Regions from separate parts of the Homo sapiens genome. Here region 1 is linked to region 2. Evidence: chromatin loops called from intact Hi-C (ENCODE). Cell type or tissue: GM12878. All regions are shown on one strand. Links, peaks and the distances in the headings refer to the core of each region. The heading gives the core; the rest is flanking DNA.

Region 1 (4,397 bases), core at 239-4,238, 260 kb before region 2:
AGGCCCCAAGGTAGAAAAGAGTTTACTACAGTCATGTTGTCTACAGTTGAGAGAACAATAATGCCCACAGAGCTCACTATTATGGATTAAAGGAGCAGAGGAGAAACGGAAACATAGTCCATCTTCACTCACAGTGTTTACAAAGTGCTAGTAATAAAGCAGCCTAAAAGTGATCTACACACAATGCCTTTAAGATCTTTTTTTGAAAAAATTTAAAAAGACCTCAGGAATACAGGAGCATTTTCAATGTCACATTTGTAAGAAACAAATGCTGATATATAAATACCATGGAACCATGACTGACTAACCAAAGTCCCCTCTGGGAGCAGGTAGTTTGCTAGTATAAAGGGCCCTGTGCCTTGATTTCAACTGTCACTATGTGGAAAAATTTAAGAAATTTAAGAGGTTATTAGTAGGACATCTTACTTAGCCTATAAAAGTCCTTTGGATTTGGCAGCAGGGTTATAATGAACTTGAAGAAAGGAGTGGGTTAATTGCACCTGCCTGGCTCACCATGTGGTTTATCAACTTCAGCATGGGAGGGCCAGATACAACACGAGTGTGCTTCAGGCCTGCTGTTCACCCATTCTCTCCTCCTTTTTCTTCCTTAGTATCCCTATAGAAAATCCTTTCCCCCTTCCACTCTGGAGTTATCTTCTGTAAATTAGAGATGCCCATAGCACCCACCCTAGGAAGCTGTTGGGAGGACCAAAGGAGATCAGAGGGGAAAGTGCCTGGCATGGAGCCAGTGCCCATCAAGGTAGTCATGACTTGATGACATGAGCCCTCCCTTCTCTCACAAGCACAAAATACTCCTGGATGTGTCCACATAGTCACAATACAAAGTCCATGTCATGTGCTCAAGTGTCTAGGAAGCAAATCTGCCTCTACTCCCTAAGTACTACGCACTATAAATAAATACACAAGTGATTTTAATTACACAGCCTGTGTAGTAGAGCGGAAAGCATAAATTTAGGCTTGGAGGTTAGACCTGTCTGGGACTGAATCCTGGCTCCACCTCTGACCCTAGGTGAGTCCAGCCTTTCAATCCTCTACTTCCTGTTGTGTACAATAAAGATTCCAGCCGCCCACTGGGATTGTAAGGATGTGAGATAACTCACAGAACAGGTCCGACTTAAAACAGGCTCAATAAATACAACTTCACAGGATATTAAATTCTCAGATATGGGACCAACCAGTAGACTCAGGAGATGGGGCTGGGATCCCTAACTATACTTCCTCAACAACTCTTTTTCATGTCAAAGATGCTGAGCCTCTTTTGGATGAGAGAAAAGCCGGGTGTGGGATATTTACAGCAAATAGGTAGTGAAAAATGTTAACTCCCTTTGCCCTCTAGCCTTTACCCTCTAGCCTTTCACTCCCAGACCTTTCTTACTAGTGGGTTGCCCAGCATAAAAAACATAATTTATGGGCTGGGCGCAGTGGCTCATGCCTGAAATCCCAGCACTTTGGGAGGCAGAGGCGGGTGGATCACCTGAGGTCGGGAGTTCAAGACCAGCCTGACCAACATGGAGAAATCCCGCATCTACTAAAAATACAAAATTAGTTGGGCGTGGTGGCGCATGCCTGTAATCCCAGCTACTTGGGAGGCTGAGGCAGGAGAATTGCTTGAACCCGGGAGGCAGCGGTTGCAGTGAGCCAAGATAGCCCCATTGCACTCCAGCCCGAGCAACAAGAAACTCCGTCTAAAAACAACAACAACGTAATTTATGAGCACAGAGCCCAATGCCACACTGCTCCCTGGTAGCACAAAACCCATAAGTTATGGAACCTCTGCTCACCAAGAAGCAGGTGACCTTGGCCAACATGGTGAGACCTTGGCCAACACAGTGAGACATTGCCCAACACAGTGAGACATTGGAAGACACAGTGAGACCTTGGCCAACACACTCTATTTCTCAGGGCTCCAGCCTCCTCATGAGTAAAGCAGAGAGGCTGGCACAGATACCATCCCTTATTCAAAATCCTAAGTTCTCTGAATTAAAGAGAAATCCTTCCCAAGACAGTGTTCGCCCATCACAAATTCTAAAATGTTCATTCATCCAAGGAAGGCTGGTGTTCCCTTCAGAGAAGGGCTGCGTCCAAATGGAGCACTGAGGTTTTCAAAGTTCAAGCCACGTCAATGGGACTAACTTGATTCTCAATAGCTAGCTAGTGTTAAATGCCAAGCGAAGCAGTTCACACAATGATTCTTCGGAATTTCCAACAACCAGCCAAGCACAGAGAAATCACGAGAATTAAAAAGGAACCACCAGATGTCACTGTCACAAAAAAAATTTGAATTGTATAGCATTGCTTTAGTTTCTACTAACACATAGATTAGAGAGCTAAAAAAGAAATGAAAAGGTTAATTAATTATCGGTTATTTAATTTATGGAGGTGGGAAAAATGTTCCTTTTCTGCATTTCATTATAGAGTTGAGCTGCAGCTTAAGGCAGGGGTTAAGTCCTAAGGTCAGTACTTAAAAGAAAAATCGTGTATATAGTCAATCTTAACATTGAACAAATACTTTAAGTTGCCATTATCATAGAATACTCACAGTTCTGGACATAACCCCACAGAGAAATAAGTATATACAAAAAATATGCATAGTGATATATGGTATATAATAGAGTGCATATGTAAAATAAAACTTTTTTACAATTAGGTTATCACTGAAATTTAACATAAATGAGCAAATTATTTTACTCTCCTGTGCATATTTCTAAGTTACTGCTTTTATGGCTGTACAATCCACCTTGTAAATCATTTACTATGTCAAGCATATCTATCCTCTAGTGCCAACTCTATCCAATCTACCTAATTTACAGTAAACAGGAATATCTGGGGCTGTTTTTGCAGGGAGCAATTTTACCCAAAACAAACAAAAACAAACAAAACCAAGAGACTGACTTTTAATATTTTAATGTTTAATTTTAAAACCATCACCAGTGGAGGTATTTTTAAATTAAAAGGAACAGAACTTTACACAGTTTCTTCCTATAAATAATCATAAGTTCCATCTATTAACACCTAGGCACTATGTTGAATACTCACGTGCTTATTTCTAATTCACAAATACTCATAAAAAGTGAGCATTTCACCTCTACAATTACTACTATGTTCTAATAATAACAGCAACAATAACAGGTAACACTATTGAGTGCCAAACATTGCTCAGAATCCTTAACATGTGTTAACTCATTTAATCTTCATAGTGACCCTAACAGATAGGACTATCATAATGTCCACATGAGGAAACTAAGGCTCAGAGATTTAAATAACTTATCCATAACTGAGCCTCAACTTTTCCATCTGTGCAATGGGAATAATACCACTTAATTTACAGCATTGTGAGATTTTAACCAATATTATATATTTAATGCACTTAGCACAGTATCAACAAAACAGACACTTAATAAATCATCTCTACTGTTATTAAAGTGCTTCTGCAGTTGAAAGTCTCTGGTGTAGACCAGGGATGAGCAAAAAGAAACCTCCTGCATGATCTTGCTCCACCCTTGAACTATCCAGCTGTAACAGAAAATTGGCAGAGTTAGCAGTCCTTTACTTGTAGCTCTGCTCCAAAATAAATGTCTCAAAAAGAGAACACAGAACCTTATCCACTCAATATGAGTGTTCGGAAGAGGCAGTTCCCAAAGAGTAAGGCTTCAAAGATGATCTCAAACTGAGAAATCCTATAATGGGGGAGAGAGAAGGTAAAGGGACTTGAGCTCACAAGCTTAGAACCACTCTATCTGGGTTCAAATCCCAGTTTCACCACCCACTGGCTCTGTGACCTTGAGCAAGCTATTTTCCTTAGGACCTCAATTTCCCATGTCACTCAGCTGTCCATAGATTAATGTCAGATGTGAAAAGCACTTAGAACAATGCATCCAGTAGAAAGATGAGTTATTATCACTATTATTGTTGTGCCTTGAATCTCCTAAAGGTACTCGTGAGTGGCACTGTGTGCTGCAGCCTGGGAAAGGTTAGGAAGTGGACCACACACAATGCTTGGCACTAAGAATCCTAAGTCACCTTCTCTGTGGCTGACATGTCCTGATGTCCCCAAATAGATCAGTCTATTACTATTGGTGTCAGGAAACTACAAACAGGGCCAAATTCCACCTGCTGCCTTTTCTTTTTTTGTAAATAAAGTACTTTTTTTCTTTTCTTTTTTTTTTTTTTTTTTTTTGAGACGGAGTCTCACTCTGTCACCCAGGCTGGGGTGCAGTGGCATGATCTTGGCTCAGTGCAACCTCCACCCCCCGGGTTCAAGCGATTCTCCTGCCTCAGCCTCCCAAGTAGCTGGGACTACAAGTACATGCCACCAAACCCGGCTAATTTTTTTGTATTTTTAGTAGAGACAGGGTTTTGCCATGTTGGCCTGGCTG
Region 2 (4,397 bases), core at 316-4,315:
AAGTCACTTCGTGGTTGACTCCAATTACCAGGAAAGTATTTATTTATTTTTCTTTCTTTCCTTTTTTTTTTTTGTCAGAGCGGAAGAACTTGACTACTGATTTATTACACAGAACTAACATAAAAGGAAAATGAAGGCACCTACCTGTAAAGAGAATATAAACCCAATAGTTAGTTTGATTTTGTGTTTTAGCCAAATTATGAAAAATTATAGCCAAGCATTAGACTTTTACCAAGGAGTGATTAAGGAGACAAAACACATTATTAAGGATAAGGACCTTATAGGTATCAAAGTTAATAATCCAAAACTTCAAGGAAACTAGAAAGAAAGAAAATAGCTTGAACAATAACAAACAAAAGCCTGCTGATGCAAGCCTGACGATCTGACTCCAGTCATCTAGGTCTTATTTCATGAGTCTCTGATGGAAGCTGTCTACTTCATGCAGTCATCTTGATCTGAAAGTCTTGGGTGGAAACTGTCTCCTCATGATCTTGTGGTTTCTGGCCCATTGGGCTTTCTTGTAACTTAAGGATGAGTAAATTTCTTTACTTGAGAGAAATGGTTGTAAGCATCAACACCCTAGAGTTTTGTTGTAGTGTTAGATGTTTATAGCAACTTATATAGGTTCTTTTCATCAAGGCTCAAGGGCTATTTTTCTCTGAGGTCTCTTCCACAAGATGAAAAATATCAGAACATCATCAAAATAGAAGACAGTTGAATGATTTCTTGAGGGGTAACAGAAAATTAATATATAAGCATATAGTCAATGATGATCCTGGGAATAGGAGCATAAAGAAATTACATTACCATTTCCTGTTATAACCAAGATGAATGGAGGACACATTATAAATATGAAAGGCCATATTTCTTATCATGACCACAGCCATCATTCTTTTAAAATCATATTTATTTGAAAATACACCTGTACAGCTGAATAAGTAAATAATTTAGTTTATTGATTGATATTAGTTCCATAGAGCCAAATGGATTCCCAAACTCCAATGAGGGCTGCTAGGAAGAAAATAACAGAAGCTACAGCATCAACCAACAAATGTCTATTACACATTGTTTGGCTAAATCTCCTTCTCTTTTTTCCATAGCAAGTTTATGACTTTTATTTTTATTATTATTTTTTTTTGAGAGCAACCATAAAAAAAACACATAAAATAAAAAATTCAACAAGCAATTACAAATTCTCTTGAAACAAATAAAAATATAGAAATTCTCAGCAAAGAAATAGTGGGTATTTAGAAAGAACCAAATGGAAATGACAGAAGGAGACTCCAGGGCTTTTTAATTTGTGCCACAAGGTATATTACAGTGGTCCCTGATCGACAAAGACATTGGAACTTAATAACCTGATACAAAATCTTTTTGGAGACAATTATTGTACCAATCTTTGTACATGAAAAAACTATATTTCTAAGATATGTCAATCAGGGACCAGACAGGAAACAGAAACCACATCAGTTTTTTGAACAGGGAAAGTTTAATATAAAGAATTATTAACTAGCAGGAGGTGAGTGAATTCAAAAAGGAGTAAACAAGGACTCTAAAGAATCCAGAAGCAGCAAGTGCGGAAAAACAGCGCATCCCTCTAGGCTGAGGAAGAATGAACGATAAAGAGGAGAAAGGGCTCCTCTCAGCAACCACCACCCCAGGGCTGAGATTCAGACCTCTTCAAAGAAGACATGTTTATTTATTTATTTATTTTTTCAGACTGAGTCTCGCTCTTGTTGCCCAGGCTGGAGGGCGGTGGCGCGATCTCGGCTCACTACCGCCTCCGCCTCCCAGATTCAAGCGATTCTCCTGCCCCAGCCTCCTGAGTAGCTGGGATTGCGCCACCACGCCCGGCTCATTTTTGTATTTTTAGTAGAGACGGGGTTTCACAATGTTGGCTAGGCTTGTCTCGAACTCGTGACCTCAGATGATCCGCCCGCTTCGGCCTCCCAGAGTGCTGGGATTACAGGCGTGAGCCACCGCGCCCCGGCCAGAAAGACGTGTTTACTACAAACACAGCCACACAGCCTGGCAATGGTGAAGATACTTGCTAGAGGGGCCTATAAAAGTGATTCACCACTGCTGGTGGGGATAGGCAGGCTGGGCCAGTCTGCAGGAAGGGTCAGCTGTTGCCAGAGGATATAGGTAGCTGGACCTGGTCTAAGGTCGCCTTAAGAAGAGGGACTATACAGACTGAGGGCACAGCTAGAGCTACTTTGTTAGGCTCGTGTATTGAAGATTATAAGAGGGCTGGAGTCCAACCGAAAAGTGTCTTTCCGTAGCTGTGGCCATGCAGTGTCACTCTAGCGCCCTCTGTCGATGAACCATAACATTTTATCTGTTGGCAAAAAAACGATTGTAGGGTTCAGGACTGATCATGAATCAGGGCAAAATAGTGTAGATTTGCAATGGAGCGATGATATTAAATTGGTAACTAGCACATAAGCATTCACAATCATGAAACAATATTAATAATTTTTTTATTCCAAATTTTATTTTATTCCAAATTTTGTTTCCAAATTGATTCCAATTTTTTTTTTTTTTTTAGACGGACTCTTGCTCTGTCACCCAGGCTGGAGTGCAATGGCGTGATCTCGGCTCACTGCAACCTCCGCCTCCCGAGTTCACGCGATTCTCCTCTGCCTCAGCCTCCTGAGTAGCTGGGACTACAGGCTCGCCCCACCATGCCCAACTAATTTTTGTATTTTTAGTAGAGACAGGGTTTCACCATGTTGGCCAGGTTGGTGTCAAACTCCTGACCATAGGTGATCCTCTCGCCTCAACCTCCCAAAATGTTGGGATTTCAGGCGTGAGCCACCGGGCCTGGCCACACATAATTAAAATTTAGAGAATGTCACACATGCCTAATTATTTCTACTATTTTTCTTTTATAAATTGAGAAACTGACTTTTTGGCCGAACTGGTGGCTATTCCAGTAAATTCAAAGAAAGTTTTGATTTATAAGAGAACTTTACAGGCCAGGCATGGTGGCTAACTACATCTGTAGTCCCAGCACTTTGGGAGGCCGAGGAGGGTGGATCGCTTGAGCTCAGGAGTTCGAAACCAGCCTTGGCAACATAGTGAAACCCCATGTCTCCTAAAAAATACAAAAATTAGCAGACATGGTGGTGCACGCCTGTGGTCCCAGCTACTCGGGAGGCTGAGGCAGGATGATTGCTTGAGCCCAGGAGGCAGAGGTTGCAGTGAGCTGAGATCACACCACTGCACTCCAGCCTGGGTGACAGAGCAAGACCCTGTTTCAAAAGAAAAGAAAACAATAAAATCTTAAATAAAAAAAAAAGAAAAGAAAATTTTACAGTCTGATTATTCTGAATTAGAGAACTGAATTTGGAACACACATAATCAAGAAGAGTTGTCAGGGGACATAAGACATACGCATAAGCCATTTTATTCAAAGGCTATACATGGTTGTAACAAATAGGAAACACAACGATAAATAATAGCTATTACTAGTAATTTTTATTTTTATTTTATTTTATTTTTTTTTTTTTTGAGACAGAGTCTCACTCTGTCACCCAGGCTGGAGTGCAGTGGCATGATCTCGGCTCACTGAAACCTCCACCAACTGGGTTCAAGTGATTCTCCTGCCTCAGCCTCCTGAATAGCTGGGATTACAGGCGCATGGCACCATGCCCAGCTAATTTTTGTATTTTTTTAGTAGAGACGGGGTTTCACCACGTTGGTCAGGCTAGTCTCGAACCCCTGACTTCGTGATCTGCCCACCTCGGCCTCCCAAAGTGCTGGGGTTACAGGCATAAGCCACCGCTCCCGGCCCTTGATTACTAGTAATTTAACTTTAAAAAATTTCTTGCCAAAATGATTCCATCATATGTAAGAAGTCTAGAGAGTTAACAGAATATTTTGGGAATAAAAAAGAATTTCTGTTTATCTGAGCATGAATAACTAGGATGTTACGGGAAGAAAATGCAGATCTTAATTTTACTTTTTGTTTTCAATCCATATTAAAATTTACAGTAAAAGATATGTAAGCCTTCAAATTTGTCTTTTGTCTTTTAAATTTTTATTTATTTTATTTATTTATTTATTTATTTATTATGTTTTTATTTTTTTGAGACGGAGTCTCGCTCTGTCGCCCAGGCTGGAGTGCAGTGATGCAATCTCGGCTCACTGCAAGCTCCGCCTCCCAGGTTCACACCATTCTCCTGCCTCAGCCTCCCGAGTAGCTGGGACTACAGGCGCCTGCCACCATGCCTGGCTAATTTTTTGTATTTTTAGTAGAGACGGGGTTTCACCGTGTTAGCCAGGATGGTCTCGATCTCCTGACCTGGTGATCCGCCTGCTTTGGCCTCCCAAAGTGCTGGGATTACAGGCGTGAGCCACCGTGCCCAGCTAAAATTTTAAATAATTCTTTTGAA

What was found. Peaks named below come from ENCODE experiments on the same cell type or tissue, not always from the same donor. Only the 100,000 strongest peaks of a DNase experiment are listed, where the experiment ranks them.
Region 1: it touches region 2 in a loop (1.9-fold over the local background); 5 of 110 quality-filtered maps call a loop at or near these places.

Annotation. Positions count from the first base shown.
Region 1 is chr9:15,275,716-15,280,112 of GRCh38, forward strand. The region is part of intron 1 of TTC39B (tetratricopeptide repeat domain 39B); the gene reads right to left. Among named protein-coding and RNA genes, the nearest start is that of TTC39B, 29 kb to the right of the region's middle. In GM12878, for the core only: a CTCF peak has its summit at 2,279 (motif pointing right); no DNase peak of the experiment used is centred there.
Region 2 is chr9:15,531,140-15,535,536 of GRCh38, forward strand. No RefSeq gene overlaps it. Among named protein-coding and RNA genes, the nearest start is that of CCDC171, 20 kb to the right of the region's middle. RefSeq lists enhancers at 1,439-1,979, 1,980-2,519. In GM12878, for the core only: a CTCF peak has its summit at 2,304 (motif pointing left); DNase peaks (open chromatin) are centred at 462 and 2,271; H3K27ac peaks cover 780 bases.